Linked DNA regions of Homo sapiens: region 2 is linked to region 1. The links are chromatin loops, found by intact Hi-C in ENCODE. Cell type or tissue: GM12878. All regions are shown on one strand. Links, peaks and the distances in the headings refer to the core of each region. The heading gives the core; the rest is flanking DNA. Region 1 has its middle 57 kb from the start of MIR3166. Region 2 overlaps CTSC (cathepsin C).

Region 1 (16,859 bases), core at 5,501-13,500:
TGACGTATAGATGGGGTTTTGTTGTGTATGTGCTTTCTGTTTGTTAATTTTCCTTGTAACAGTCAGGACCCTCAGCTGCAGGTCTGTTGGAGTTTGCTGGAGCTCCACTCTAGACCCTGTTTGCCTGGGTATCAGCAGCGGAGGCTGCAGAATAGCGAATATTGCTGAACAGCAAATGTTGCTGCCTGATCATTCGTCTCAGAGGGGTACCCGGCCGTGTGGGGTGTCAGTCTGCCTCTACTGGGGGGTGCCTCCCAGTTAGGCTACTCGGGGGTCAGGGACCCACTTGAGGAGGCAGTCTGTCCGTTCTCAGATCTGAAATTCCACGCTGGGAGAACCACTACTCTCTTCAAAGCTGTCAGACAGGGACATTTAAGTCTGTAGAGGTTCCTCCTGCCTTTTGCTCGGCTATGCCCTGCCCCCAGCGGTGGAGTCTACAGAGGTAGGCCTCCTTGAGCTGCAGTGGGCTCCACCCAGTTCAAGCTTCCCAGCTGCTTTCTTTACCTACTCAAGCCTCAGCAATGGCGGGCACCACTGCCGCAGCCTTGCTGCCACCTGGAAGTTTGATCTCAGACTGCTGTGCTAGCAATGATTGAGGCTCCGTGGGTGTGGGTCCCTCCTAGCCAGATGCCAGATATTATCTCTTGGTGTGCCATTTGCTAAGACCATTGGAAAAGCTCGGTATTAGGGTGGGACTGACCCAATTTTCCAGGTGCTGTCTGTCATGGCTTTCCTTGGCTAGGAAAGGGAATTCCCTGACCCCTTGAACTTCCTGGGTGAGGTGATGCCTTGCCCTGCTTCGGCTCTCACTCGGTGGGCTGCACCAACTGTCCTGCACCCACTGTCCAACAAGCCCCAGTGAGATGAACCTGGTACTTCAGTTGGAAATGCAGAAATCACCCATCTTCTGCATTGCTCATGCTGGGAGCTGTAGACTGGAGCTGTTCCTATTCGGCCATCTTGGAACCGCCCCCCAGGTCACTTTTCTTGATTGCTCTCTTCAGGAGTTTGTGTTTCCATACATCTGTGAACAGCTGAGGCTGATGAGGCTGACTCTAGTCCCAATGAAGCAATTAAGCTTTCTTGATCAAGAGCAGGAGAGTAAAAAACACTAGACTTTTAGTCTTGTGGATTAGAGAAGGGGAATCCATACCCAGTGGGATCCTGAAGAAAAGGGCAGGAAGAATGCAGGTCAGAGCTAGTTGTTGTGGCTTAAGAAAATGTAAAGAAGCACTGGGGCTGACACTAGCTTTCAGGGCCTGGGTCTTCAAAGACCTGCCTTTCCAGGCAGAAAGCTGGACAAGGAGACTGTATAGCAACTTGGAGCAGCAGAAGTTGGAGGACCATGGCTCCTTCAAGGAAACACACAGCTGCAAGGAACAGGAACATTACACACACACACACACACACACACACACACACACACACACACACATCTTGCTTCTTCTCTGCTAAAGATTTTGATGACTGATATACACCATTTCAGAGCTATATACCTTCTACAACCCTCCTTTCCTGTTCTTGTATCATACAAGGGAAGAGAGAGAGGAACCCACACCAATAGTCCTTCAAATAATTAATAGTGAATTTTCCACACATTTTGGTGGGTAGAGGAGTCTTATGTGAATCTTTAATAAAATTGAGAAGTTTAAAGAAATGTGATATTACTTGCACTTTGAGTATTGAGAAGTTTGGACTTGTATTCTAATTCATCACACTTGCTTGAGTTAAATTGGGGTCAGCTGACAGACTCACGTTTTGATTTCTTGCAGATATTGAAACAGAATATAAATATAAGTCAATACTGTAGTATTCTGACTTAACATTGACCTGAAGGAAATAACACTACAGTCCTTATTACTCCAATCAAATAAGACTGCATAGATATGGGAATAAGTCTCAAATTTGACTTCGCTTTCTGTGATGCCCTTTTGGAGCCTAATTTTGAAACCACAGAGAAAGTCTTACAGTGCTTTACCACTCTGACCAGTGTGATTCTCCCCTGAGCACATTCTCTAGGCCTCCAGGCCCAGAAGGCCAGAAATATCAGGAGTTGATGCATTAGGGAGCAACCATCAGCCAAAGAGAGACCATAATTAGAGGTTAATATACATCTTCCTTGCCCCTGGGGACTAGGAGTCTAACCCTGTGACATGTTCTACATTATCTCCCTAAGTTCCTTGCCCATTAGGATTGAGCCCTTGTTGTCTACAGTATTAACTTGCTTGATATTGTAAACTTTGCTGGCTTTTTTCCACTTCCTGTCTCCTGTCCTCATTTTCTTATTGGTACTTCCTGGGACCACTTCCCAAATATTCTATTTGCACACAAGTATTTGTCTCAGGGACTGCTCTAGAGAAAATCCAATCAAAGAACCTCCTTGGGTTAGAAAAGAGATGTAATGAATACTTAATAGGTGCCTAGAATGGAAATTTAAAAATGATGTTAAATAGCCATCAGGTGATATTGTATTATCCTATCAAAGAAGGAAGCTGGCTATACTCCAAGGGCCTCTTTAATGAGGGGACATTTATTGCCATGGTAAATTTTCCCCAATCTGAGGCCTTGCTGATCTTGTCAGCAGAAAGAGAACTTATCCCTTGGGCATAGTTATGTATGTCAAGCTCAATGAACTAAGGTATAATACTCAAATACCAGTTTATGGGTTTACCAGAATAAATAATGGCCACAGGGACTAGAATACTCAACCTCCAAGTGACCATTACATATTGTTGCTAGAGGCTGATCCACATGGGATTCCAAATAAGTATCAAAGGTTGTGAGAATAACATGGAATCAGGACAAGGGAAGCCAGAGGCACTCAAGGTCTAATGGCATTAGCCTCAGATTCCCTGATCACCTCATCTGTGGGTAAGGGTAGTAGTGCCTATGAAAATAGAAATAGAAAAGTCCTAGGTATAAAATCTCTCCAACCTTTCCACATTGGGGATTCCCTTCTGAATAAGACTTTTAGATTATTGGCTACATTTGAATATCCTTTGGAAAATGCTTAGATGTTGAATGCCTTTGAGATTCTCAACTCCTCCTTCTAAGTCTCATATTCCTTCTTAAAATGCTAATAAATTCCATCAAATACAAATCAGTTCTACTGGACTGTAAATTATTCAGACTTGTTCAGTGATTTTGCATATGTTAGCTCTAATTTTAATTTCCAAGGAGCAAACTCATTTTCCTAGTATTTAATTTGGGGAGGGCTAAAAAACTGCAGCCCCTACATAGTAATAGCACCAGGCTGGTAATACTAAATCCAGGCTGCATTTCATTTGTTATCACAACCAGTCTTTGAGGTAGAATTTATTATCCGTGTTTTAGTCACAAGAAAACAGAGAGCTTCAGTTAGGACAAGTTACTTGCTTAAGGATGAAATTGGAATTCAAGCCTGGATTTATCTAAGTCAGTGAGTCCTGTTCTTTCTAAAATTAACCCTTGAACAAGTTGAGATAGAAGCACCAACTCCCCGCACAGTTGAAAATTCATGTATAATTTTGACTCTTCAATAGCCTATTGTTGACTGGAAGCCTTACTAATAACATAAACAGCCAACTAACACTTTTTGTGTTATATGTATTGTATACTATATTCTGACAATAAAGTGCATTAGAGAAAAAAAATATTAGGAAAATCATAAGGAAGAGAAAAAATATTTAGTTTTCTTACGTGAAAGTGGATCATCATATAGGTCTTCATGACGAGTGGGCTGAGGAGAAGAAGAAAGAGGAGGAGTTAGTCTTGCCATCTCAGGGGTAGCAGAGGCAGAAGAAAATATGCATATAAGTGGACCCTAACAGTTTAAACTTGTGTTGTTCAAGGGTCAACTGTACTTTGTCATGCTACCCAAAAGTTACTGTACCAAGCTTCTATTTTTAAATTGATCTGAACAAAAGCTTTCACTACTAGGACAAAATTTGACAACTTCTAAGGGTTTATCCACCTCCAAGAGAGTATGATTCTCTAATGCTCCTGGCTTTGCTAAACCTCAGAATTGAGATCTTTTTCTAAATAAGTCTGACAAAAATGATTGCTCTTGGTTATTCAGGGGCAAGAAACTCTGCCTGAGTTATCTTTCTAATTGCCTCTGTTTTTCACTTCACCAACCTTAGGATCATATTATTACTCACTGGATCTCCTTACTAATGCACACTGCACCAGATATTGATATTTCACAGGGAATGAAAGTAACTTTCTAAAGACTGTAAAGGATCTAGTTACCTGTATTGACTCTGCCCAGAAGCAACCACAAACAATGCTGTAATTAACTGAGTTTAGCTATAAATGGGAAACATGAGGGTGATTTTTATTATAGACGAATAAAGGCAAGCTCACTAAGCTGATGGGTAGCTTATTTAACATTGTGAAATTTGTTCAATGCTTCTATACTGTCTTTTTAAAAAATCCTTTTCCCTTCTTTGCTGCTTCTCTTTTTCCCTTCTCCCCTTCCCTATTAAAAATGTTTATTTTTTCCCAGTATAAAATTAGATGGTAATCAAAGAACATTTTAGAAAATACAGATTAAAAATATCTATTTTCTACTAATTAGAAATGACCACTTTAACCTTGTAAAATATATTTTCCTTTTTTGTTATTGTTTTGGCGTAGATACATAACATAAACCACTATTTAGGTTTTTTTCTTAAAGAATATCAGTAGATATCCTTGAGGATTCCAGCTATTTCACAGTCTCCTTTTCCTAGAAGAGATGACTTTAGAACAGGCTGGGAGGAGAGAGCCAGGTAAAGAAAGATATGCATCTATGCAAAGGCTGCAAGGGCCACAAATACAGGGCATCGGAGAAGCAAGCAGTGCAGGGGCTGGAATAGGAAGTGCTGGAAAAGGAGTGGTCAGGAGATGAGCAGGGCCAGATGAACATGGGCCCTGAATGCCAAGAAAAGAAATGTGGACTCCAGCCAGAGGCCACAGGGAGGGGATGGAGTGGGTGGTAGCTTGATCAGAGTTCCAGCACAGTGCCTGGCACATAGTAAGGGCTCAGTCAATATTTATCCAATGAATAAATGAAGAATAAATAGCAGCCATGTAGGAAGCCAGTTAGGAAACTCCAGTTTCCTAAGTTTGTTAAGGTCTGAAGTAAAGTTCTCAAAAATATAGATAATCAAGGTACAATGGGTTACAAGAAAGTTAAATAAGATTCCTGTCTCTTACCAAGTTTCCCCCTTGCTGGGTAGGTAAGATACTTTTACTTGGTGCCCCTTGTTACTCTTCATAAGCCTCTGTTAGTTCACTTCTCAGATGGAATTGAATCTTCTAGTTTAATTGGCTATTTGATGAATTAGTGATTAAATTAACATGCAGAGAGTCTTTGTGGCTTTAAATGCAAATAAGCATAAGATGAATTTCTATCCTCCATGCATCCCATCTACCAATATCCTATAGATGCCAATGATTTGCCAGGTACTTGCTTGAGGTAGAAGCCCTATACAATAGAAATTTGATATTCTGAGCAAGCAAAAACTTACTCTTTGTGTAATACAAATTTAAAAACTGATTTTAAACACTTCAAGCCATAGTGTTATTTCATTCCTTGTAGCTATTTTAAATCCAGTTAATGACAAAATTGTGAGCAAGATTTAAGGGCATAAACATTTGTAGAAAGAAGCTTGCAATGAAGAATTCTCTAAACCATTTAGGTAGCATACAACTTTTTTTCTATTTTCTTACTTTTGGTGGTGGTTCTGTATTATTATGTGTTTTAGGCAAAATATTTATTCTCATATATATCAGAATAAATTTAACCAGCATATCAGACCTGTGATTTTATGGAGGATATTGCTAAACAACATCTAACTTTAATCATTTAAAAAAGTAATAGTCTGGATAATACTTAATATTAACAAAGATTATGGCTGTGATACATGAATATTTGGAAGCAATGGCTGATCTCAAATTTCAAGAATAGGACTGACTCTTCCTGGATTTCTTAAGTTAATTCTAGTTAATTTTCTGGGAAGAGTTAAAGTTTGTCATTTTATATTATTTTTAACCTCAGTCAACTGGAAACAGTCTTTACCATCAGAATTTGAGTTTGTGCAGTCCTTAGACATCTCCTCTCTATTCAGTACTCCACTCTACAAAGTACCTACTATGTATGTACAAGGAGCTTATATATACTGTAACATTAGATTATCATATTTAGTTTTTATGTTGAACCAGTAAGAAATGCATTAATATTCCTGTTTTGGAGATGAGGAAATTAAGGAGCAAAAATGTTGTATAAACTTTCAAAATCGTGTAGCTAATAAATAATGAAGCTAAGATTTATATGAAAATCTAAATCAAATGTCCACGTTCTTAGCACAGTATACTCTGCCTCCTCACCAGCAAATCCTATGGAATTACCAGGAGTTAGAAATCAGTATGTTATAGCTGACATGAAAAAAAAAAATTCACCTGAGAGTAAATTCAGGACCGTATACATAAGAAGAGAAACGACATTTAGTAATAGCCCTTAAATTTGCATCACACTTTATTGTTTGCAAGCCTGTCATGTATCACACCTTCATAATACCTCACATGGGGTGGAAATGTGGGCATGGGTTACTATTCCCATTTTAGATGAAGAAACAGAATTTTCTTAGGAAAATTACAGCAACTTGGCCAAGGTTACAGCCTAATTTAAGGCAGATTGAGAAGCAGAATCCAGGATCCGACATTGTGAGGTCTTTCTATGCATGGAGCAACTTCTAACAGGCTTGTACTTTAGTAGAAAGCAGGGCTGGAGACACTGTTGGAGTAGCCACCCCAGACAGATTTCACAGCCAAGAAGACAAGACAGAGGATTTGCACACAAACTATACCAGGCCTCATAGTCGGTTTTTTGTTGGTGGAATTTCAAACATCTCACCTACTGCTTATGTATATCGTTTCATTTATTGATCTGTTTCATTGTTGATCCATTAATCTATCCATCCATCCATCCATCCATTCTTCATCGTCGTTGTCATCATCATCATTGACATTATTATTACTACTATTGAATAGCTACTTTATGAAGGTACTATGCTAGGATATGAAGTTATAAAGTCAAACAAGACCAGATCTCTGCTTTTAAGGATCTCATAGACCAAAGGAATAGATAAATATGAACAAATATTTGTATTATAAAATGGCAAATCTAAAGGAGGGGCAGGAAAAGAGTACACAGACTTAAGGATGGAACAAGCAACCACTGGGGAGTGAGAGTGTAATGTAGGGAAGGCCCCAGGATGGAGGACATACCTAAAAGGTAAGTAGTTTGAGGTAACTAAGTGGAAAGGATTTTTCTGAGGGGAAGCTTGTACTAAGGCACAGAGCTACAGCATATTTTGGTTTGTTTAGAAAAATGCATGTGTTCCTTAATTATTGGTGAGAAAAGTGTAAGAAAAGGAGGGTAGGTAGTAAGCAGGCAGGGATAGTCCAGAGTCAGAGCAAATCTCACAGCAGGAGGGACTCCAGGAACCAGGAGAACCAATTCTAGAGGTGCAAAGCTCAGTTTGAATGGGTATTATCAAAGAGAAAGTAGGAAATGTGGCAATATTGTGTGTGTGTGTGTGTGTGTGTGTGTGTGTGTGTGTGTGTGTGATGTCAGGGCTCTAGATACTGAGAATGGATAGGGAGGAGGAAAACGGTGTCAAAGGGTGTCATCTCAGACTTATCACAAGGTAGAAAGAAAAGTTGCCGGCTTTTTCAGAATTCTTAAGTATTTTTATATTAACTTCTGTCCCGTCTCCTTAATACTCTTCTTTAAGTTTTAAAATAATGTAACTACATATGGAAAAGAAGAGAAAGAAGGATATATACACACACATATCACCTATCATTTTGTTCTACAGCATTCACTGTTTTAGCAACAATATTGTGTATTTTTCTCCTGTTTTGTTTTTATGTCTGTTGTTAGAAAATTAAAGGTAAAAGAAAACAATTCTATATAATACGCCACTATGAGAAATTTTTGCCAGTTATTTCTTTAAAAATGAAAAAGAGGTAGAATACAGGGCCTAATAGTGACCCTAAGTGTGTAGTGGTTCGAATGACAGGCTTTGGAGCCAAAAAAGATCAAATACAGAATTCCAGCTCTGACATTTACCCGTTGTACAATTTATTTTTTGTTGTTCTTAACTTTTTTTTCTGAAACATTGGAATAATATTACCCAACTCACAGATTTGGTTGCAATAAATAGTAAGTTAATTCTTATATCCTTTTCTGTAAAGGTTGTAAGACATTTCTTTCCCTTTTTTTTATAAAAGTGATTTATGTTTTTATTTTGAATTTACAAATTTAGCAATGAAAATTCTAGAAGTTTAATTAATCTTTATATATGGAGCACCTCTATTTCTAGCTACTCTACCTTTTGTATAAATATATTAACTGACACAAAAGCTTTCTATCAGAAGACCAGATTTTTTCAGCTGTGAGGATAAAGTCTCATTTAGTGTTCTTTTAAAGGTAAATCTAGCTGGGAGGAATGAGATAGCATAGAAAAAGCTAACTGTTTTAAACAATTTTTGAACAGCGTTATTTTCAACAATATAACCATCCTTATTTGTTGTATCATTTCTATTTTTGAGATTGCTGCATGCAATTGTGAGATTCCCTTCTAGGACAGTGGCATGGTAGCAGGTTGTCATTGTGTAAAAGGGGTTATGATAGAACTGAAGGGACAGCAAAGCTATCAATGATCGTCTGTCATAATCAGTTTTTTTCTTACAATCATCTCATCTCAAGACCCCATAACTCCGCACTCTGATTGTGCCCATTAGGCACAGCAGATGGTACCATTTTACTCCGTGGAAGCAGTGAGCAGAAAACTTGCCTCCGACCACAACATTTGTGAGCAGAAAAACTAGACAGCCTTTTCCCCTCAGTATGCCCAAGCCCTGGCATTTAGTTGCAGTAGGCAAGTGATGTAAAAACCCTTTGATGATCTAGAAGAGGAAACATAGATACTTTTATTCTAATGCACACTGTTGTGAGCCTTGACTATGAAGCACACTTCCTCTGGCTGAGAGTGTGTGTTCACAAGCTAATTAACGTTTTCCAACCCTGCTTTGTCTTGCCATAGAAAAGATGGATCAGATATTTCTCCTGATTTTATGTAAGCTGTACATCTTTTCTGTTTATAACCATGGAAGAAAAACAATAACTGTGGCAAATGCAAAGACCTACGGCAATACACACTCTGGGTGCTGATTTGGGGCATGTTACTAAATCAATGTGTGACCTAGGCAATTCTCTTCCTTAGCTAGTTCTCAGATTTCTCCTCTGTGAGAATGAAGGGGTAGGATCACTGATTTGCTTCATCCTTTCCAGCATCAGCATCCGATGGACTAAAGTGATTAATGTTGGGCCTGTGGCAAGCGCAGATTTTATGGGGTTCCACCTAGTGGCTTTGCTCCATATTACGGTTCTAAGTGAGTATGGCATGGTTGTATAGAATAGAGGCTTTTGAGGCTACAGACCTTGCTCTGAGTCCTGACTTTGTGCTCAATATCCAAGTAAACTTGGGCAGCTTCTTAGCTCTTTGTGATTTGTTTGCTTTTCTATAAAAATGGAAAATAATACCTATTATATAAGGTGGTTATGAAGATTAAATGTTAGCACAAAACACAGGAATAAAAGTGAGGGCAGCATTATTAGATTCTAGGGAAATTAAAGTGACAGTTAAAAATAGTGACAACTGGCTGGTAGATGGGGACCTGCTCTGGGTGCATATCCATGAAACTCACTGTGCATCATATAAAGATGGCCAGCTAGACATAGGTAATATGTGCCTCCTCCTAGGAGAGGAACCAGGATAGTAAGTAGATATCAGAATAGTTGGCAGATACTCACATTTTAAACAGATCATATAGGGCACAATGCTAGGATTCCCCAGAGCAGTGACAAGAAGCACCCGAAATAGGTAAAGAGAGAGCAAGACAGCTTGCCCAGCCAGGAACCAGCTAAAAGTTAGGAGAGCCTCCTGGACATGGGGAAATAGTAAAAGAGAAACCCCCGGGGTTCCAAAATCAGCTTTTACTATCATGGCCACCAAAGAAACCCTTAACTCGTTAGGGCCTTGGGCTTGACATACAGAGCTGGCTAAAGATTGCAAAGAGATGTTTCTCCAGAAAGAGAACCCATGCAAAATTTCACAGGCACCTGAGCTTGGAGCAGCCTCAGCTGGGAGCTATCTTGAGAGCCTAGATACTGGAGATCTACAAACATGGCTGGGGCTACTGCACTGCTCCAACAAGAGAAAGAAGAGGCTGGGCACTCCCATGCACCCCTAGGAGGGTGCTTGCTGCCCTGCTGTGGGCTGCTGTGAGACTGAGATGTAAGTGGACCATATTCCCCATAGCTTCTTGCCCATACTGCTAGACTGGAAGGTACTCTGCCCACCCTGGGTCCCAGGCCCAGGGTGAGTGCCATTTTGAGAGTTTAAGGCTGAGCCATATGTCACCTTAGGCCTGAGTTCAGGCTGATGTGGTTGTAGCTGCCATCTGGCCAAGGAGGAACAAGAAGACAAAGGTATCCTATGTATATCTAAGACAATATTTACTTCCCTGCAACAGGCTGCTGTGAGATTGAGACACAAGTGGACTGTATTCTCCACAGCTTCATGCCCACACTGCCTGCATGGGAGGAGACCCACCCTCCCTGACTATAGACTCAAGGTGCCATTTTGAGAGTTTAATGCTTGGTTGTCCCCTGCCCTTGAGATGAGTTTGACTTGACATGGCTTCAGCTAATGCCCAGTTAAAGAGGTATAGGAAAGCCAGGCTTCCCAATGCACATCTAGGTCAATACCCAGTACCCTACTACGGGCTGCTGTAAGACCAAGACTCAAGTAAACTGCTTTTCCCATAGCTTCTTGCCCATGCTTCTTGCCTGAAGGGACCTTACACTCCCTGGTCACAGGCCCAGAGTGCCATTCTGAGAACTTAATACTGGGCTGTGCCCCAACCTTGGGCCAAGTTTGAGGTGACATAGTTGCAGCTGCCACCCAGCTGGGAAAGGGATAAGTGAGACAAAGCTCTCCTAAGCACAGTTAGGACAATGCTTACTGCCCTGCTACAGGTGGCTGTGGGACTGGAGACTAGCCCACCCAACCCATCACAGCTTCCAGCAACAACAACATGCGTTGCTTGGGTCCCAGTGGGTTGCACCACCATTGCTACTACCATCACCCATACCACATTAGCTACCAAGGGTCCTAAGAACCCACCCACACACTGGGACCACTGCTCTTACTATTAATTTCTAAGCAAGCCACGTGAAGGCTCAAGAATCAGTCCTCCCAGACTCACAAACACTAGAGCCAGTGTAAGTTGCTCTGGGGCCTGAAAGGACCCCACTGCTACTACCACCAGAGCCTGAAGACTGATTTAGTTGGTGTCCAGGTCACTAGCTTAATTCCACCACAAACTCAACTATTAGCTGTACCCTTAGTCACTGAGGAAATCACAGAGACCACTGCCCTGTGTACTGCCAAAATATTCATACAAAGATCACACTACCATGAGCACCCAAAATCAAAGCCACAGTATCTTAACTGAATCAACAACATATACACATCCTCAGGAAAAAATTCTCCCCTATGAAAGCAATTTCAAAAACTTGGAAAAAGTGACTGCTATACAAGATGCACCAAAATCAATGGAGGGACACAGGAAACATGAAAAATCAGGGAAATATGATACCATCAAAGGACCAAAATTATCCAATAACAGATCCCAATCAAAAATAATTCCTCTTTAAAAGTTCAGATAAAGAATTCAAAATACTGATCTTAAAGAATCTCAATGAGATGCAAGATAAACCTGAAAATCAATACAAAGAAATCAGAAAATCAATCCAGGATATTAATGAGAAATTTACCAAGGAGATGAACATCATAAAAACAAATAGAATAGAAATTCTGGAATTAAAAAATTCATTGAAAGAAATAAAAAATATATCCAAAAGTTTCAATAATAGACTAGACCAAGAAGAAGCATCTCAGAACTTGAAGACAAGACTTTCAAAATAATCCTGTCAGACAAAAATAAGAGAAACAGAATAAAAAATGAATGAACAAAGCTTTCAGACATCTGGGACCAGATAAAGTGACCAAATTTACTAATTATTGGTATTGCCAAAAGTGAAGAGGGATCAAAAAGTTTAGAAAACATATTTAAGAAAATAATGAAAATTTCTCATCTATCAAGAAAGTTAGGCATCTAGATACAGGGGACACAGCAACCCCAAGGAAAATACATTGCACAAAGGACCTCACCATGGCATATTATACTCAGAATGTCTAAAGTCCAAGTGAAATAAAGAGTTTTAAAATTAGCAAGAGAAAAATATCAAGTCAACTATAAAGGAAATCCCATCAAACTAACTGTGGACTCTTCAGCAAAAGTATTACAGGCCAGAAGAGAATGAGATGGCACTTTCAAAATACTGAAAGAAAAACTTCCAGCCAATGATTTTGTATCCTGCCAGAATAAGCTTTATAAATGAAGGATAATTTAAGTCATTCTCAGACAAGAAAGAACTGAGAAAACTTGCCACTACTAGACTCTAGACTAGACCTATAGTAAATGCTCAAAGAGTCCTTAAGCAAGAAATGAAAGGTTAATATTCACCACCATGAAAACACATGGCAATATACAACTTACAGTTTGTATAAAACAATCACACAAAAGAGGAATAGAAAGATGTCAAAGATACCACAGAATTTCATTAAACCACAAAGACAAAAAGAAAAAAAAAGAATTGTTTAAAACAACTTGAAATCAATCAATAATAAGCCAGAAACAAAGCCTCACATATCAATATTAACCTTGAATGTAAATGAATAAAATGCTGCACTTAAAAGATAAAGATTGGCAGAATAGACAAAAAGCCCACAATCCAACTATATGGTACAAGAAATTCACCTTGCTGAATTAGACTGAAAGTAAAGGGATGAAAACTATATGGTACAAGAAATTCACCTTACTGAATTAGACGGAAAGTAAAGGGGTGAAAAAAGATATTCTACACAAACCAACCAAAAGTGAGTAGGAGTAGCTATGCTTATATCAGATAAAGCAGACTTTAAATCAAAAACAGTAAAGAAAGAAGATGAAGGAGGCCATTATGTAATGATAAAGGGATCAATTCAGCAAGAGGATATAACGATCCTAAGTATATATGCATACAACATTGGAGCACCTATATTTACCAAACAAATATTACTAGACCAAAAGAAAGAGACAGACAGCAATGCAATAACAGTAGAGAGTTTTAATATCCCACTAACAGCACTAGACAGATCATTGAGGTAGAAACTTAACAAAGAAACATTGGCCTTAAATTGGACTTCAGAACAAATTGACTTAATAGACATTTATAAAACATTCTACCTAATAAATAGAGAATATGCATTATTTTCACAATCGCATGGAATATTCTCTAAGATAGACCAAATATTAGGCCAAAAATAAGTATTAACAGATTGTAAAAAATCAAAATCATATCAAGTACTTACTCAGATTACACTGGAATAAAGTCAGAAATCAATGCCAACGCAGTCTGGTAAATATACACGTACATGGAAATTAAACGGCATGCCTGAATGATCACTGTGTCAATGAAGAGGTATAGTTGGAAATTTAAAAATTTTTTGAAGTAAATGAAAATGGAAACACAACATACCAAAACCTGTGGGATACAGCAAAAGCAGTGCTAAGAGGAAAGTTTATAGCATTAAAAGCCTACATCAAAAAAGTAGAAAGATCACAAGTTAATAACTTAAATTGCACCTCAAGAAACTAAAAAAAGAACAAACCAAACCCAAAGTTAGCAGAAAAAAGGAAATAACAAAGATCAGAGCAGAATGAAATGAAATTCAGATTTAAAGAATACAAAGAATCAATGAAATGAGCAGTTGAGTCTTTGAAAAGATAAAAAAGTTAATAAACTACTAGCTAAACTAACCAAGGAAAGAAGAGCCAAATAAATACAACCAGAAATGAAGAAGTAGACATTACAACTGATACCACAAAAATACAAAAGATCATCAGATACAATATGAACAACTATAGTCTCACAAACAACAAAACTTAGAGGAAATGGATAAATTCCTGGAAACACATAACTGCCTGATATTGAACTAGGAAGAAATAGAACTCCTGAATAGACCAGTAATGAGTGATGAGTTGAACATTTCCCAACCAAAATAAAGCCCAATACCAGATGGATTCACAGCCAAATTCTACCAGACATACAATGAATATCAGTCCTCCTGAAACTATTCCAAAAAATCAAGGAAAGTGAAATTCTCCCTCACCATTGTACAAGTCCAGTACCACAATGATACCCAAACCAGACAAGGACACAACAAGGAAACAATACTACAGACCAATATCCCTAGTGAACATAGATACAAAAACCCTCAATAAAATACTAGCAAGTAAAATCCAACAGCACATCAAACAGATAATACATCATGATCAGGTGAGATTTGTCCCAAGGATGCAAGGATGGTTCAACCATCCTTCAATGAATAAACAAACCATCCATTCAATCAATAAATGTGATGCATCACATAGAATTAAGGACAAAATACTTAGGATCATTTCAATGGAAATAGAAAAAAGTTTCAATATAATTCAGCATCCTTTCATGATAAAAATTCTCAGCAACTTAGGCATAAATGGAACATATCTCAACATAATAAAGGCTGTTTAGGACAGACCCATGGCCACATCATACTTGCAGGGAAAAGTTGAAAGCATTCCAAAAAGTGGAACAAGACAAGGTTGTCCACTTTCACCACTGTTATACAGTACAGTACTGGAAGTCCTTACTAGAGCAATAAAGAAAAGGAAAAAGATAAAAAGCATCCGGTTTGGAACAAAGTTAGTCAAATTATCTATTCTCATTGATTATATGATCTTACATGTAGAAAACCCTAAAGACTCAACCAAAAAACTCAAAAATTTGAGAAATAAATTTAGTAAAGTTTCAGGATATAAAATTAATGTACAGAAATTAGTAGCATTTCAATATAACAATAATGATCTAGCCAGGAGCCAAATCAAGAAGGTAACCTGTTCACAATAGCTACAAAAAAATACCTAAGAATATATTTAACCAAGGCAGTGAAAGGTTTGTATAAGGTGAACTACGAAACACTGATGAAAGTAATCTTGCATGACGCAAACAAATGGAAAAACATTCCATGCTCATGGACGGGAAGAGTGAATAGTGTTATAATGACCATACTGCCTGAAGCAACCTACAGATTCAATGCAGTTCCTATCAAATTACCAAGGTCATTTTTCACAGAATCAGTAAGAACAATACTAAAATTCATATGGAATTTTAAAAAAGCCTGAATAACCAAAGCAATCTTAAGCAAAAAGAACAAAACTTGAGGCAACACACTATCTGACTTCAAATTATACTACAAGGATATCGTAAGCAAAAAATCATGGTACTGGTATAAAAATAGACACAGAGACCAATGGAACCATATAGAGAATGCAGAAATAAAGCCACATGCCTACAGCAAATTGATCTTCAACAAACTCAACAAAAATATACACTGGGGAAAGGATACCCTATTCAATAAGTGATGCTGGGAAAATTAGAAGCCATGTGGAGAAAAATGAAACTGGACCCATATCTCTCACCATATACAAGAGTTAAGCCAAGATGGATTAAAGAGCTAAATGTATAACTTGAAGATATAAAATTCTAGAAGAAAACCTAGGAAAAACGCTTTTTGACATTTGCCTAGGAAAAGAATTTATGAGTAAGTCCTCAAAAGCAAACACAACAAAACAAAAATAAACAAATGGGATTTAATTAAACAAAAACCTTCTCCAAAGCAAAAAGAATCAACAGAGTAAACAGACAAATGGGAAGAAACTTCCAAACTATGCATCTGACAAAGGGCTAATATCTAGAATTTACGAGGATCTCAAACAAATCAACAAGAGATAAACAAAAAACTCTATTAAAAAGTAAGCAAAAGATGTGAACATTTTTTCAAAAGAAGACATATAAGCTGCCAAAAAACATATTGACAAATCCTTAGCATCACTAATCATCAGAGACCACAATGAGATACCATCTTATACTAGTCAGAATTGCTATCATTAAAAAGTCTAAAAACAAAAGATGTTGGCAACGATGTGGAGAAAAGGGAACACTTATACACTACTGGTGGGAATGCAAATTAGTGAAACATTTATGGAAAACAGAATGGAGATTTTTCAAATAACAGAAAATATAACTACCATTTGATCCGGCAATTTAACCTCTGGGTATATACCCAAAGAGAAATAAATCATTATATAAAAAAGATACCTGCACCTTGTTTATCACAGCACTATTTACAGTAGCAAAGATAAGGAATCAACTTAAGTAGCTATCAACAGAGGACTGGATAAAGAAAATGTGGTGTGTATATGTATATGTATATATATGAAATATAGTGATATATACATGTGACATAAATACATATGATATACACACACCATGGAATACTACTCAGCCATAAAAAAGAATGAAATCATGTTTTTAGCAACAACATGGGTGGAACTGGAGGTCATTATCCTTAGTGAAATAATTCAGAAAGTCAAATACCACATGTTCTCCCTTACAAGTGGGAGCCAAGCACTGGGTACACATGGCCATACAGAGTGGATAATAGACATTGGAGACTACCAAAGGTGGGAGAGTGGGATGGGGATGAGGATTTGAAAACTATCTGTTGGGGTGATGGGTACAGTAAAAGCAAACTTCACCACTATGCAATGTATTCATGTAAGATTCCTGCATTTCTGTCCCTTAAACCCTGTGACAGTTACATCTTCCGTATGAAATG
Region 2 (16,859 bases), core at 3,630-11,629, 95 kb before region 1:
ACATACTCAGGGTTAAAATAGTTTAGCACAAATTGCAGCCCATTTCATTTGTTCTTCACAAGCTGGAACTTTTCTTGTAAGCTAAATATTAAATGGTTCAAGTAAATTGGATACATAAGCCTGAAACTAGGCGTTTCTCATTATACATAGAGTATAAATTAAGACAGACTTTTTCATGGTGAAAGGTTTACAGCCTTTAAAACATCTGGGAAGAAGTGGGAAAGTAGGGAATAACTCTGTTAAATATGATAAAAGACAAAGCACCAACAAAGGCCTAGTTCTAAACTTGTTATAATTTCTCATGGGAGTTGTGGTTTGTCACAAGGTTATGGCGGTCCAAGCAAGTTTACAATATTTTTTAGAATAATAACTCCCAGAAATATTTTTAAAATAAGGACCTTTCTTTAATATGGAAAAAAAAAAGATGAAATAGAGAGGAAGAGGTTGCCTTTCCTCAACTGGATTTGCTGGTGTGATATGCAGCTGGTGGAAACCAGTTTGTCCATGCTAGCTGTTGATGGCCACCAGTCCACTGAATTAGTGGAAACCCATGCTTAACCAGTTGTTAACTATTTTTAGTATCATTTCCAGATGCTACGCATTTTTTTTGTAAAAAACATACTTACAATAGTATCTATATAAATTTTTAAAATTGTAATGTATATGTGGTATATTTAACCTGAAAATAATCTTTGGTGTATACGTTGATGAGCCTAGGCCTTTGCAGACCTCTTACAGTTACTCTGTCACAGCCCTTCAAAGGTTCTTTGACTTCAGATTAAGAATCAATTGCATGTGGAATGCATGTGCAAAGGAAGAGATATTCAAGGCAATTGTTACCATGTACCATAAACCTTGTACATAATTTTTTGTCATTTTCTTTTCCTCTGTCTCTATCCCTTCTTCTTTGACACACAATAGACACCTAGTCAATTTATTACAAAAAAAATGAATGAATGAAGTGGAATTCAGTTGGGAAATAGGTTAAATAAATTATTTAGGAGATGAGGAATAGGTAAAAAGAGACAAGTACATAGTTTATTCTTTTGACTTAGAAAACTTTTGATTCTTAAATTCTGCAGAATTGGAGAAACTGGTGGGGAAACTTCTAAAATCATTATTTAATTACCAGAGATGTAATAGATATAGACAAAAGCAGTTTTCTTCTTTTATTATTTTTTCATCAGTTAGTTCTTAGCTTAAATAGTAGTCCAAAGCTGGTAGGGACAGAGGGAATTAGCTGGTGGCTGAATGAGGAATTGTATCACTTTTTGTGAATCACGGTGTAAGCACATTTGGTGTTTTGCCATTGCCTAAGAACATTAGTCACATTAGGTCAATAGAAAATCACTTTTTAAAGCCAAATAAAGTTATATGTGTTCCCAACCATGAGTTGGAAAGAATTAATATATATGCTGTTGGAGGGTAGAACCCTGCCTAATCATATGGTTCTGGATGGCATTGATCGAATCCTTATTCTTTCATTAGGAATAACAATAGAAAAAATACTCCTGCCCTACTGATTTCAGGATATGTCTATTTTAAAGTGCCCATTTGACAAAACCATTATCAGGGCCATGTTTTCTTTTTCTGCAGAAAAATCAACCACTCTGGTCAGTAGTTAGGTCTTATGACAAGCACCATAATTTCCTTAGGCAGAGTAGAATATAATAGGATACTTCTTTTTGAAACTTAATATAATCAGGTAGTTCCAGATAAACATAGCTTGCAAAGTGATAAAATACCATGTTATTTTAGTAAATCCAATTGCAAGAGTGATGGGAAACAGAGTTTAAAAACTTAAGAAAGATATTAAGATGGAGTTGACTTTGAATAATAAAGTCATCCACTGTTGATGGGTGACATTTATTAATACAGAAAGTTTACAGATTTTACCATAAGCATCAGGGTATTTCCTGCAGCTGGGGAAACCGTGCTTGAAAGGATGCGTAACTCAAGGAAAACACAAGCCCATGTAATAAGTATTGCATGTGAGAATTGTTCCTATAGAATTAGAAAGCATCTTTTACATTAAAATTTATTTTTGTAAAAAGAGAAAACATCAAAACTTGAGTAGTATTTGCTATTCAAAGAGTCTTACATAAACGAAAACATACTCAACCTACTGCCATTACAGAAATATTTGACAAATTCTTGCCATGCTTACCTGCCATCGTTGTTGTTATCCTACAAATCAATTGGATTTTCACGCCTCTCCACTGACTGGAACCCTACAACTTGCTTCCTTTTATCCTCTTTATATATGCTTCAGATATGCTTGAAGTAGATTGTTTCTTATTGTTCTTGCTGCTCGAGTTTGTTGAGTAGTTGGTACATGCAGAGTATTTGTATGTTATGACATATATAGGTTTTGTCCATGGTTCCTGGCTCATAACTCACTCCCAAGACCCTTGTTACAGAAACCAGAATCTCTCTCTCTGATCTTCTCCTACCCTCCTTTCATCTGCCCACTGCAGAACTCTAATCTGATTATGGTTTCTAAGACCCTCATACCAGAGAGTATTCTGCCCCATACCATAGCAGAAGGAACACTGCACAGAGACACCAAGAAGAATCTGAACAGACAGGCCTTGTTAGGTTTAGATCATGTCCTTATAACCTAATTATATTTTAACATGGTTATCCATGCTTTAATCATGTGTATTCAATGAACGCTCCATAAAAGCCCAAGAAGAACAGATTTGAGGGAATTCTGAAGCGCTAAACATGTAGGGTCTGACAGGAAGGTGAAGAAGAACTCATCATGCTGGAAGGGTGGTCCACCCTAACTCCGCAGGGACAGAAGCTCCTGTGTCTGGGACCCTTCCAGAACTTGCTCTATGTATCTCTTCAAGTGCCTGTGTATTTATATCCTTTCAAATATCCTTTGTAATAAATCATAAACATGTTTCCCTGAGTTTTTATGCCACTCTGTCAAATTAATTGAACCCAAAGAGGGGGTTATGGGAACCCCAATTTGAAGCCAGTCCATCAGAAGTTCTGGAGGCCTGGACTTGAGACTGGTGTCTAAAGTGGGCAGGCAGTCTTGGGGACTAAGCCCTCAACCTACGGGATCTGAAACTGTCTCCTGGTAGGTAGCATTGGAGTTGTACTGGAGGGCACTGAGCTGGTGTCTGCTGCAGAATTGATTGCTTGCTTGCTGGTGGGGAGAACTTCCTACATATTTTGGGGTCACCGAAGTCTTTTGTATTGATTGTTGTTGCTGACTGAGAATAGGAAAAAGCACGTTGAGTAGTTTTTCCACACCACAGCATTCTTTTAGGCTCCTGCTTTTACCTTCTGCTTCCCTCAGCATCCTGCATCTCACCAGGAGAGACACAGCTTCTTTGCCATTCTCGGCATTCCACTTCGGAATCAATCAGAATAGCTCCTATTGCTAGAAACTTGCTTTATTAAGTTCTGTTTATTCAGGGCTTATCTGAAAGAGAAACATTTTTTATGATTTGAGATTTCTAAGCCATTTTAAAACTTGGTTTTAACAGCTTGAGAAATTGGGGGTATAGTAGGGATGGAGATACATATATTTGGATGTGACTTCAAGCTAGATAAAAGTTTGGAAGGAATAAAAGTTTGACATCTAAAGTTTTTGCATAGTTTGAGTTGAGCAGGAGGTACTAGGTATGTTTTTAAAATATTTTTTTCAGCCAGGCACGGTGACTCATACCTGTAATCCCAGCACTTTGGGAGGCCGAGACAGGCGATCACCTGAGGTCAGGCGTTCGAGACCAGTCTGGCCAACATGAAGAAACCCCGTCTCTACTAAAAATACAAAAATTAGCTGGGTGCGGTGACACATGCCTGTAATCCCAGCTATTCAGGAGGCTGAGGCAGGAGAATTGCTTGAACCCAGGAGGCAGAGGTTGCAGTGAGCCGAGATCACACCATTGCACTCCAGCCTGGGTGTCTCAAAATAATAATAATAATAAAAAAATGAAAGATTTTTTCTTACTCAGCATCCTCCAGGCATTTTATTATCTGAGCACTTTATGGGAGTTGCATATTACATTTAGGGCCCACTCAGGTGGGTGGGTATCTAAGCATTTGAAATAACCTTATGTAAACTAATAAGGAGTAATCAGGCCTGTGGCAAGATGGAAACAGTCTTAGAGGCATTCAAATTCAAATTTCCTTTAAAACACTGGGCTGGCCAAAACAAAAGACAATACTATCTACAGGCCAGTTTCTAAGATTATCAGATTTTAGTAGCATTTACCATTTCATTGTACTTGGCACACTTTAGCAAATTTGCACTTCTTAAAAGTACCTGCAGGCAATCTCCTATATAAAAACACAATGCAGGCTAGCTTGGCTCCTGCCTTTAATTCCAGCACTTTGAGAAGTTGGAGACTAGCGTGGCCAACGTGGTGAAACCTCATCTCCACTAAAAATACAAAAATTAGCCAGGCATAGCAGCGCACGCCTGTAGTCCCAGTTACTTGGGAGGCCGAGGCAGTAGAATCACTTGAACGCTGGAGACAGAGCATGGAGTGAGCTGAGATTGCACCACTGCACTCCATCCTGGGTGACAGCGTGAGACTCTGTCTCCAAACAAAACAAAACACACACACACACAATGTAACAACACGAAACAGAATACTGTGAAAATGCTTAATTATGTCTGACTTTACATGATGGCTGGATATGTGATTATTTTTTCTTCTTTATGCTCTTATGTACTTTGTTCATTTTTAATGATGATCATGTATAAAGCTCCTCTGTGTAGCATTCTCTCCACCAAATTGCCCAGAGACAGGAAGTCCTGTAAAACAAACTAAGCTCCAAAAAATGACCTCCTGTTGAATAGGCTTTTTTTTTTTTTTTTTTTTTTTTTTTTGAAATGGAGTCTAGCTCTGTCTCCCAGGCCCTCGCTCCTTCCACCTCCTGGGTTTAAGAGATTGTCCTTCCTCAGCCTCCAGAGTAGATTGGATTACAGGTGCCCGCCATCACGCCCAGCTAATTTTTGTATTTTTAGTAGAGATGGGGTTTCACCATGTTGACCAGACTGGTCTTGAACTCCTGACCCCAAGTGATCCGCCCGCCTGGACCTCCCCAAGTGCTGGGATTACAGGTGTGAGCCACCACGCCCAGCCTGAATAGGCTTTCTAACCTACTGTTTCTCATTTTACTTTCTCTGAGGCAGTAAAAGAAACTGACTCTAAAAGGGAGCAGTAGAGAAGGAACTCAGATTTTATTTTGAAGATTAAGCTACTCAAGGGCTGAGGAAATATGTAGAGGGGAAGTAGACTCATTATGGCTGGAAATTTTATTTGGTGATAGTGAAGCAAATCTTAGGGCTTTCTAATTGAGCTCTTGTTTGAAAGGCTCCAATCTTAATAGAACTATAAGCTAAAAAAAATGACCATCAGTGTTTCTAAAGCAAGTTGCTACTCAAAACAAGAACACTTTGGGAGGCTGGGGCTGGTGGATCACCTGAGGTCAGAAGATGGAGTCCAGCCTCAACATGGTGAAACCCCTCTATACTAAAAATACAAAAAGTAGCCGGGTGTGGTGGTGCACGCCTATAGTCTCAGCCACCTGGGAGGCTGGGGCAGAAGAATCGCTTGAACCCGGGAGGTGGAGGTTGCAGTGAGCTGACATTGTGCCACTGCATTTCAGCCTGGGTGACAGAGTGAGACTCTGTCTCAAAAACAAAACAAACAGAAACAAGAACTCTATGTTGAGAAATCCATACTAGAGGGTTTAATTTCTCACTTTGTGTGCTAGTGATTAATAAATTTCAAGCTTATCACACAGCCAGAAATGTCGCCTGTGTTTCTACAATAAAAGATTTGGGAATATTGTGACATTTTTTCACTGAGCCTTCTGGGTTCATTATTAAGATATAACAATTTTAGAAGACTTATTGAGATAGGTATACTTTTTAAAATTTGGATTCAATATATCAAGCTCAGCATTTTGTCTTTTTTTTGTTTTGTTTTAAACAACTTTGGGTTTACTTGTAAGAGTATTTCAGTGGAGGAAAAGTATCAGAAGTTTAGCACTGAGTGCCTGCCTAACTATTTTATGTCTTCTTTCATGATGATGCTTAATCTCAACATAATGACTCAGTTTACCATTGTAAACTCTTTGTAGGATGTCACTGATTTTATCAGTCATTTGTTCATGCAGCTGGGAACTGTGGGGATATATGATTTGCCACATCTGAGGAACAAACTGGGTGAGCTCCATTGAAAAATTTCTAACTTTCTTATTAAAAGCAAGCTTCCTCACTTCCTGATGGCTTATGCAAATTAATGCCTATTTATTCATCAGAGGGTGACTGGAGAGATTATGGTTTTCTTATGAATTTCTTGCTTGAGCCTGCTTGTCTGCTGTTTCTAAGTTGTCTGCACTATTTTATGTGAGTAATTTTCTACTTTATTATGTTCTGTTTTCACATGTCAAATCAGCTCTCCCAAGAATGCTACTTGTAACCTAAGTAGACGTGAACCGAAAAGGGTAAAGACCCAGCTAAAAAAAAGGTTGACTCAAGTTCAGTTCACATTCGTAAAGTAGTTAGGCTGCCTTAGGTTGCTTATTCTTTTCTTGAAAAGAATCCCTCAAGAGAGAAACATGTGAGGCCACAGCAGCTTAGATCTGTCTTCCACAGAGAAGGTGGCTTTTACAGAGAAATTGACATACTCATCACTTATCTGACATGACCCAGCTTTGTAAAACTGGCTTCTATTAAAATAGTCTTAATAGACTATTCACTGAGGAGGAGAGAATCTTATTCACTCTTTACATTCTCTTCACATTTTCAGAATAGATGTTTAAATCATTGCTCACACTGGATCCATAAATGTCTAAAATGTTGATGAAGAAATAGGTGATTAGAGAGTAAAATTAATAGAGACTTACCCTTCCTTGCATTTTAACATAATATTCTTTCCCCTTTTCCTTCCTCTGTTACTTGGCTCTTAAATACCAGAAGTGAGATATGAAAAAGGGAACTGGGAACAAGTATTGAAAGCACCATAGGTTTATCTTATATTAGCATTTTCCAAACTTTATAATGAACCAGCAGTGACCCACACATCTGCCAGGTAGGAATTGCTCATCAGTTGTGTCGCGTTATCTTGTTAAGCTTCAGCAATGTTCCATACAGCCACTAATAACAGATCAAAGTGAGCATTAGGGTTGAAATTAGTAAGCTGTTTCTTCTCAGTTCTTTCTGGTAGTTGAATAAATATAGAATGTATTAAATAGTTTTCTTTATTTCAGAACTTCTCAGAGTCTGTAATATATTGTATGGTGGTAGCTTAGGAGGAAGATGCAATAGGAAACTTTTCCCAGATAGGTTCACTATTTTTTTTTTCCACGAAAAATAAGCTGTTCTCAAAATACAGTTTACAAAATTTTATCCTTAACTCTTCACTCTTTCTCCTAGTTAGGGAGACCGCTCCACCAGTAGAAAAGATAAACCCTGGTAATTTGTTGTGTAAATGGGATAAATAGCCTAGTACCTAGTCATGTGGATTCAGGCAGCACTGAGCCTAAATTAAAGTTTGCAAGGTATACATGTTAATGTATCTAAGTTACTATATTTAGCCTGTTTCTTAAGTATGTTTCAGAAACATATTCGTTTTTTTCAGTGGCAGTTACCTTCAGATGCATGTGCTTCTAAAGCATGTTGGTTGCATGTGCAGTACATGTTGCTTAAGCATTTAGCTTCAGAATGGCATCTTTCCTGTGAATGTCTTAACATTTACAAAAATATACCAGGATCTCAAATATCAGTGCTGGTATTTTTTTTTTTTTTTACTTAAAGAAACTGATATGATTAAATATTAAGAGACAATATGATCCTTGTTGGCTTGTAACCCTAGTTTTTATTGTCTTGTAGTTATTAAATAGAGCATCTGTTGAGGGACTCTTTTAAAACCACAGCCATGAACAGACGTTGGGGCTAAGAGACAGAGCAGCCTGCGACAGTGTGGACCTACCTGTAGCAGCTAGCAAAGGCCTCTAGCAGCTACAGTCCCTTCTGGAGTCTTTATTTGCATGCAAAATGCAAAGGAGTCCTGGTGACCTACCTCCAAGGCAGCTGCCCTCCTGAACACTCCCTTGGAAAACAGTAAACATCATTTTGGAATGTGAACAACCAGAGACTACACAGGAGAAAGGAAAAAAAAATTCTGAAGATGCAAAATCTTGGGTGGCTTCACCGTTCAGTTTTTTAATAAAAGGAACAATATACAACACGTTGTTCTTTTTCTCTTTTGAAATCCCTTCTATTACAGTGATTTTTTTCTAAGATTGTCAGGATTTGAAGTGTATGTTTTGTTTTATTCACAGCGTAAATTTTATTCACAGTTTAACTGTCTGCCTGAGTGTCTTTCCTTTCTCTAATTACCTTGAGGAACCCAAGAGCCTGTTGTAAGGAGAAAATAAGGCCCTTGGATCTCTTGAGATTCACAGATATAAGTTATTGAAGGGAAGATGGTCCTATGGAGGACATATTTAAAGAAGGGAAAAAAGAGGCTTTCTCAGATATGTCAGACTGCTATAGTATACTTCTACAGATTATAGACCTCCAGTACCTCTGGCCAGAAAGATGGTATCGTAAACACCCTATTTTTTTTCTTTTCTTTTTTCATTAGGTACAAGCTTTGTGCTAAGAAGTTGACATACTATAAGCTACAAAAGTTCTGTAAAGTAGATATAACTAGTTTCATTTTATAGATAGAGAAAATTAATCTCTTACAGTGCTAAGCTCACAGAGTTTCTAACTGTAAAATGCTAGAACTTGTCTTTCAAGCCTAAAGACTTCCTTGGGGCTAAATAGTGAAAAAAGCCATTTCACAAATAAGTAAATGGTATTTAGAGGCATATTTGGATTTCCTGGTAAATTCCAGTCTGTGAGCATCATGAATATTAGTTTAATGTTGCATGGGCTCATGTTGAAGTTTTAAGAGAAGAACTGCCTTGAAGCTTAGGTTTCCTTAGCTATTAGGCTACTGACTTTCTTGCCTAAACCAGGGTTTTTTCATTGAAGACCAAAACTTACCTTCTCCTTCAGTTTGTAGTTTGGAAATTGGTAGAAGAGCTTTGTAAACTTCAAATTAAGTACAAACTAAGTGTCATAGTCAAATTTACTAATCTTAATTACAGTATTGTTCAACTGATTGCTATCTTCTAGCTCTTTCCTGCCGAATAATGGTCTTGTTTCCTGCTCTGTTGGTTTAGAGCTGACTTCTTTCAGCTTTGGTAAGCCTGAAATTATGGGGTTATGTTTAATTCATATTGTCTGGGTGGACTTTCCTCTCTTGCATTTCTGCTTGAATAGAAGAATTTTTCTCTAGAGAGTAGTTTGTCATCCTTACTCTGTTGATTCAGATGACTCTTTGTATGATCTGAGAGGTATACTGTTCTGCTATTCTGAGAAGAAGTATTTCAGAAAGATGAATTAAGAGTACAGTGGACTGCTCCCACCTGGAAACTTTTATCTATCTCACCTCTGGACCTGATAAATTCTTTATCACTCAGGACCTTGATGACGCTGCTCTCTGAAACCCTCCCCAGCTCTCTCTATTACCGTGAGAAACATCAGAACTTTGGTTCCCATTGCATATCGCAGGTACCTCTGCTTTCATGCCATGCTGTAATGGAGTGATTGGGTAGCATGTTTTCATCTCTTTCCAGATTGAAAATCTGTATTTCTCCCTGTATATCTTCAACACCTAATGCACATAGAACTTTGTAGGTACCTGGAAAATGCACCACAGTTTTCTTTTCTTTTTGCAGACTTTTCACAAGTATTACCAACTTACAAAGAATTAATTTTGTAGGATTCTAGAAAGACAAATCAGGAATGGTGCCATATACATCTTTTTTGATTCCCTGCTCTAAAGAATATTATCAGGTTACCTTCCTGCAGAGTTTTAAAAGAATTGCATATTTCAAGCTGACTTTCAGGATGTAAATATAACCAAAGCAACTGATATGTAAAAAATATATTCAATGGCATTCCTAGATTTTCTTCTAGGGTGTTTTATTGTTTTGGGTTTTACATTTAAGTCTTTAATCCATCTTGAGTTAATTTTTGTATAGGTATAAGAAAGGGGTCCAGTTTTAATTTTCTGCGTATGGCTAGCCAGTTCTCCCAGCACCATTTATTAAATAGGGAATCCTTTCCCTATTGTTTGTTTTTGTACGGTTTGTCAAAGATTAGATGGTTGTAGATGTGTGGTCTTATTTCTGAGATCTTCATTCTCTTCCACTGGTCTATGTGTCTGTTTTTGTACCATGCTTTTTTGGTTACTGTAGCCTTGTAGTATAGTATGAAAGATAGCATGATGCCTCCAGGTTTGTTCTTTTTGCTTAGGATTGTCTTGGCTATACGAGCTTTTTTTTGGTTCTATATGAATTTTAAAATAGTTTCTTCTAATTGTGTGAAGAATGTTAATGGTAGTTTAATGGGAATAGCATTGAATCTGTGAATTGCTTTGGGCAGTATGGCCATTTTCATGATATTGATTCTTCCTATCCATGAGCATGTAACGTTTTTCCCTTCGTTTGTGTCCTCTCTCATTTCCTTGAGTAGTGGTTTGTAGTTCTCCTTGAAGAGATCCTTCACTTCTTCTGTATTCCTAGATATTTTATTCTCTCTGTAGCTATTGGGAATGGGAGTTCATTCATGATTTTGCTCTCTGCTTGCCTTTTGTTGGTGTATAGGGATCCTGGTGACTTCTGCACATTGATTTTGTATCCTGAGACTTTACCGAAGTTGCTTATCAGCTTAAGAAGCTTTTGGGCTGAGATGATGGGGTTTTCTAGATATAGGATCATGTTATCTTCAAACAAAGACAATTTGACTTCCTCTCTTCCTATTTGAGTACGCTTTATTTCTTTCTCTTGCCTGATTGCCCTGGCCAGAACTCCCAATACTATATTGAATAAGAATGGTGAGAGAGGGCATCCTTGTCTTGTGCCAGTTTTCACGGGGAATGCTTCCAGCTTTTGCCCATTCAGTATGATATTATCTGTGGGTTTCTCATAAAAAGCTCTTATTATTTGAGATACGTTCCTTCAATACCTAGTTTATTGAGAGTTTTTAACATGAAGCGATGTTGAATTGTATCGAAGGCCTTTTCTGTGTCTATTGAGATAATCATGTGGTTTTTGTCTTTAGTTCTGTTTATGTGATGAATGACGTTTATTGATTTGCATATGTTGAACCGGCCTTGCATCCTGGGGATGAAGCCAACTTGACTGTGGTAGATAAGCTTTTGGATGTGCTGCTGGATTTGGTTTATCAGTATTTCATTGAGATTTTTTGCGTCGAAGTTCATCAGGGATATTGGACTGAAGTTTTCTTTTTGTTGTCGTATCTCTGCCAGGTTTTGGTATCAGGATGATGCTGGCCTCATAAAATGAGTTAGGGAGGAGTCCCTCCTTTTCAATTGTTTGGAATAGTTTCAGAAGAAAGGGTATCAGCTCCTCTTTGTACCTCTGGTAGAATTCAACTGTAAATCCATCTGGTCCTGGACTTTTTTTCATTAGTAGGCTATTTATTACTGCCTCACTTTCATAACTTGTTATTGATCTATTCAGGGATCCAACTTCTTCCTGATTCAGTCTTGGGAGTGTGTATGCATCCAGGAATTTATCCATTTCTTCTAGATTTTCTAGTTTCTTTGCATAGAGGTGTTTGTAGTATTTGCTGTTGGTTGTTTGTACTTCTGTGAGATCAGTGGTGGTATCCTGTTTATCATTTTTTATTGTGTCTGTTTGATTCTTCTCTTATTTTTGACAAAGCTGACAAAAAGAAGCAATAGGGAAAGGACTCTCTATTCAATTAATCCTACTGTATATCTGGCTAGCCATATGCAGAAAATTGAAACTGTTCCTGTTTCTTAATCCATATACGAAAATCAACTTACGATGGATTAAAGACTTAAATGTAAAACCCAAAATTATAAAACCCTGGAATAGAATATAGGCAATATCATTCTGGACATAGGAATGGGCAAAGATTTTATGAGAAAGACACCAAAAGCAATTACAACAAAAGCAAAAATTGGCAAATGAGATCTAATTAAACTAAAGAGCTCTGCACAGCAAAAGAAACTACTGTCAGAGTGAACAGGCAACCAACAGAATGGGAGAAAATTTTTTCAATCTATCCATATGACAAAGGTCTAACATCCAGAATCTACAAGGAACTTAACAAATTTACAAGAAAAAAGGAGCCCCATTAAAAAGTTGGCAAAGAACATGAACAGACACTTCCCAGAAGATATTCATGTGGCCAATAAACATGAAGAAAAGCTCAACATCACTGACCATTAGAGACGTGCATATCAAAATCACAATGAGATACCATCTCATGTCACAATGGTGATTATTAAAAAGTCAAACAACATGCTAGTGAGGTTGTAGAGAAATAAGAACGCTTTTACACTGTTGGTGGGAATGTCAACTAATTCAACCACTGTGGAAGACAGTGTGGTGATTCCTCAAGGATTTAGAACCAGAAATATCATTACTGCATATAGACCCAAAGGAATAGAAATCATTCTATTACAAAGATACATGCACATGTATGTTTATTACAGCACTATTCACAATAGCAAAGACATGGAATCAACCCAAATGCTCATCAGTGATAGACTGGAAAAAGAGAATGTGGAACATAAACACCATGGAATACTATGCAGCAATAAAAAGGAATGAGATCCTGTCCTTTTCAGGGACATGGATGGAGTTGGAAGCTGTTATCCTCAGCAAACTAATGCAGGAACAGAAAACCAACCACCACATGTTCTCACTTATAAGTGGGAGCTGAACAATAGAACACATGGGCACAGGGAGGGGAATAACACACACTGGGGCCAGTCAGGGGGTGGGGGGTCAAGCTGAGGGAGAGCATTAGAAAAAATAGCTAATGCATTCTGGGCTTAACCCATTTATGCCTAGTGTTCCATTTCTGGAATGCTAAGCATGTGGAAGTTCTTTATATCCTGCTCAAGGTCATTGCCAAGGTCTGATTTTTCACATTCAACAAATTGCAACCTCTGGCATAAATGGGTTAATACCTAGGTGATGAGTTGATAGGTGCAGGAAACCACCATGGCACATGTTTATCTATGTAAGAAACCTGCACATCCTACACATGTACCCTGGAACTTAAAAAATTTAAAATATATATGTATATATATTTAATATGGAATTTTAAAAATTACTAATGAGTTCTTTTATCTGAGTAATTTTGCATCAACATGCTTTTATTATGGAAGAGAAGATTCAGTGAGTACAAAATTGCAGATACATGTGTCAGAAGATCCCTGAATATAATAAGGCTTAGTATTCTGTGTCATAATTGCCTGTTTGTATTCCTCTCTGGTCTTTAAACTTCATTAGGGCAAGGATCAACTCCATCTTACTAACCATTTGATTCCCTATGTATTACACGATATATGACCAATAATAAGCCTTCAATAAATACTTGTAAAATAAAGAATGTTATGTAATATATCATGTGGTATTGTTTTATTGATGTGTTCTTTGAAGTGTTACCTTTGTGTCCTTAGAGGCTATGGTGGGCCCTCAGGCCATATATGTTGGATGATTTAGTGGAAAAGAGATTAGACTTTTATATTTTATTCTATTTATTTATTTATGTTTTAATCTTGTGTAAGCCTATAGAGGCCAAGATAGGGCTCAGAGTTAAAAACAGTGATGTTCTAACTTTCAAAACTACTAAAAACAAAATTAGCTATCAAGGGAAATCCTGAGTGTTCTGACTGCAGGGGTTCCCCAAAGCCTGGAGGACCGAAGCTTTGAAATGCTGCATGGTGTGCCTCACCTCTGTTGAGTATAGTGAGGAACATGAGCTGAGGAGTGGATTAGATGAACTCTTAAGATTTTTTTCCAACTTTACGGTTTGAGTTTATGAGTAAGTAAGTGAGGAATGAGCCCAGGGACTTTGACTACTTTGCTGTGCAGTAAATTGCTGTTTTCTTAGCTAATTCTGGAGTGTGTATTTTGGTTTTAATGTAATGTCCTTTCAGCACTGGAAATAAACAGATTTATGACCCTCCATTTTCACATGTAAACTTCCAGTTCCTTCAGTAAAATGCTGGAAGTTGCTTGGCTGTAACCACTGTAACTATTTCCTGGCAGTTTTGCATTTTATTACAATTCGACTTTTTAAATGCATGGTTCAGTCCAGTTAATAGGCAGAAAACTATAGCTATTCCTTGGAACTGACATAGGGAAGTTGGTTTCTTTCTGAGGAAAGATGTGACACTCTGATGGATTTGGCAAAATACCAATTCAGTAAAATTTGCCTGGTTCCTTTCTGACAGCAAATGGAGGTAATTGTACGTATATAGATTTCTACAGTAAACAAAGGGCAAAAATGGAAACATTTTTTGTTTTTTAATGTTGCTGGAATATAATATTTCCATATTTGGTTAATCATCAAATCATTCAACTCCATGCAAAGTACTCTTTTCAAAATTACAAATCATCTTGATGGATTAGACTTGGATGTCTAAATTTTTTATTATGTATTCTAAATTATCTATAGGTACATTTTGAAAATTATATATACATGTATCACTGTACTACATTTGTTATAAAATGTGAAATATTAAGCGATTAAATACTTTATTAATGTCATAAAATTGTGCCCTACCCAAAATATATTTTAAGAAGATATCATTTGAAAATAATGTAAAATATTCTTCATTATTATGATTTTGTTGCCAAAAGTAATGTTAGAGTCCCTGTTACTGATAATTTTCATGACTGTAAATTTTCAACATTTGGAAACAAAATTTTCTGATGTGTTTTAAAATCTTAAAGAATTTCAGTAGATTTTGACACATTTTTGTTAAAAGTATGAAAGTGTCACAGCTTTAGAAGGATTTAGAATAATTATCAATTGGTATTAGGGATGACAATTTTAATAGACAAATTTTAACTGAAACATTTGCTTTATTGATGTCTAGGACTAAAAAAAATATTATAGTGATGGAACCATTTCAAAACATCTGTTTTTAAAAACTTCTGTCAACATGTTTGACAGAAGTCAGAATAGGGTAATTATAAAAAAACTGCCATTTTCTTATGTTTGCATCATTAGTATTTGCAAATCCTTGTTTCTTTGCAAGTATATTTTAAACTACTTGTTCATTTTATGAGTGTTAGCCTGATTAATTCAGATAAGATGCTCAAGTCAGTTTAAGCAGGCAGATGTGAAAAAGGGAATATGCTGTGCCTTAACTATCTTATAGGGACTTACTAGCACACTGTACATAACAGATGAACATCTGATATTAGATCTGATGGGCACACCAATGTTGTTTCATATATTAAATAATAGTGGAAGTTTTCAATTTAATTAGTTTATTTATTTATTTATTTATTTTTGAGCCGGTGTTTCCCTCTTTTTGCCAAGGCTGGGGTGCAATGGCACATGGTTGCAGCTCACTGCAATCTCCACCTCCCAGGTTCAAAGGATTCTTCTGCCTCATCCTCCCAAGTAGCTGGGATTACAGGCGTGTGCCACTATGCCAGGCTAATTTTTGTATTATTAGTAGAGACAAGGTTTCACCATGTTGGTGAGGCTGCTCTCAAAATCCCGACTTCAGGTGATCCACCCGCCTCAGCCTCCTAAAGTGTTGGGATTACAGGCATGAGCCACTGCGCCTGGCCAATTGTATTTTTATGTTAGAAATATATATGGGAGTTACAATACTTTGTTTCCAATGTTCCGCTGGAAACCACTGGTTGAAAGGATAGGTCCCAGTGTCAGCTGCCCAGTTGGCAGTTTTGGATAGAATATAAGTTCTATGAAGGCATGGATGAAGTATCCTTCATGGTAATGATGGTAATGTTAGTATAGTCACTTGTTTAATGTTGTATAACTTTTTAACTCTTCCAACTTCAATTTCATCTATATCTTTCATAGCAGTCCAGTAAAGTAGTATCAATTATAGATATCATTCCTACTTTCAGATAAAGTAACTGAGGCTCACTAGTTTTGACTTGCTCAAGGTTACGTAAATGATAAGTGACAGACTGGATTTAAAGGGCGGAGTCCACTTTACTAAACTGCCTCTGTCTTCTAGCCAAGTTTGTTATGTAAAGTAAGTATTCAGACATTGGCTAAGTATATTATTAATCAAGAAAACAGTAGAACAGGTTTAAGGAATTTTTTTTTCCCTCTCCTCAGTGTCAAAAAGCAGTCAAGTAAAAGATCCAAGATAAATAACTTCAGTTCCCAAAAATAACTTCAATTCCAAAATTTCCCTATGACTAGGTATATCTAATTGGATAGCTGATAAAATGAGTGGGAAATTGAAGAAGGGATATTTTGAGAATGTGTGGCAACTTAATGGTAATATTGAAGAAGCAAATGGATAGTTATTGAATCATAATAGTTTTTTAAACTTAAATACTAGGGCTTGATCTTCATATTTTAGGAAATTATCTATTTGTTGCAGTAGAAATTAGCATAAATGAATGGAAACTTAAATTATCTCATCTGTGCAAGGCAGTCTTCAGAGACTGATGTTTATATAAGTGAAAACTCAGAAAAATTTTTTGGCTGCATTTCAAGCTGGATAGCGGGGTCAAAACTTCAACTTCTTAATTGGTGATACAACGTCAGAAATCACAAAAGAAGTATTTCACAGGAAAAAATGACATACCCCGAAAACATTCAAATCAAGAAAATCACAGGGGTACAGTGGATGGTCCCCCTTAAGGTACTGCGTACTTGGCTTCCCCGCTGGTAAATGCCTCTCTTTTACTAAGTTGTTGTCGTGCAGAGTGGCATTGCAGCTCTGTACTTTTACAGAATAATTTCAGGTTCTAAAATTGAT

Evidence for each region. A loop is a pair of places that touch in the nucleus more often than their neighbours do. Peaks named below come from ENCODE experiments on the same cell type or tissue, not always from the same donor. Only the 100,000 strongest peaks of a DNase experiment are listed, where the experiment ranks them.
Region 2: it touches region 1 in a loop (2.1-fold over the local background); 6 of 110 quality-filtered maps call a loop at or near these places.

What each region holds. Positions count from the first base shown.
Region 1 is chr11:88,224,610-88,241,468 of GRCh38, reverse strand. No RefSeq gene overlaps it. Among named protein-coding and RNA genes, the nearest start is that of MIR3166, 57 kb to the right of the region's middle. In GM12878, for the core only: a CTCF peak has its summit at 9,409 (motif pointing left); a DNase peak (open chromatin) is centred at 9,329.
Region 2 is chr11:88,317,452-88,334,310 of GRCh38, reverse strand. The region is part of intron 2 of CTSC (cathepsin C); the gene reads left to right. Among named protein-coding and RNA genes, the nearest start is that of CTSC, 12 kb to the left of the region's middle. RefSeq lists a silencer at 3,236-3,530 and an enhancer at 3,980-4,099. In GM12878, for the core only: no CTCF peak of the experiment used is centred there; DNase peaks (open chromatin) are centred at 6,519 and 7,059; H3K4me3 peaks cover 2,403 bases; H3K27ac peaks cover 3,193 bases.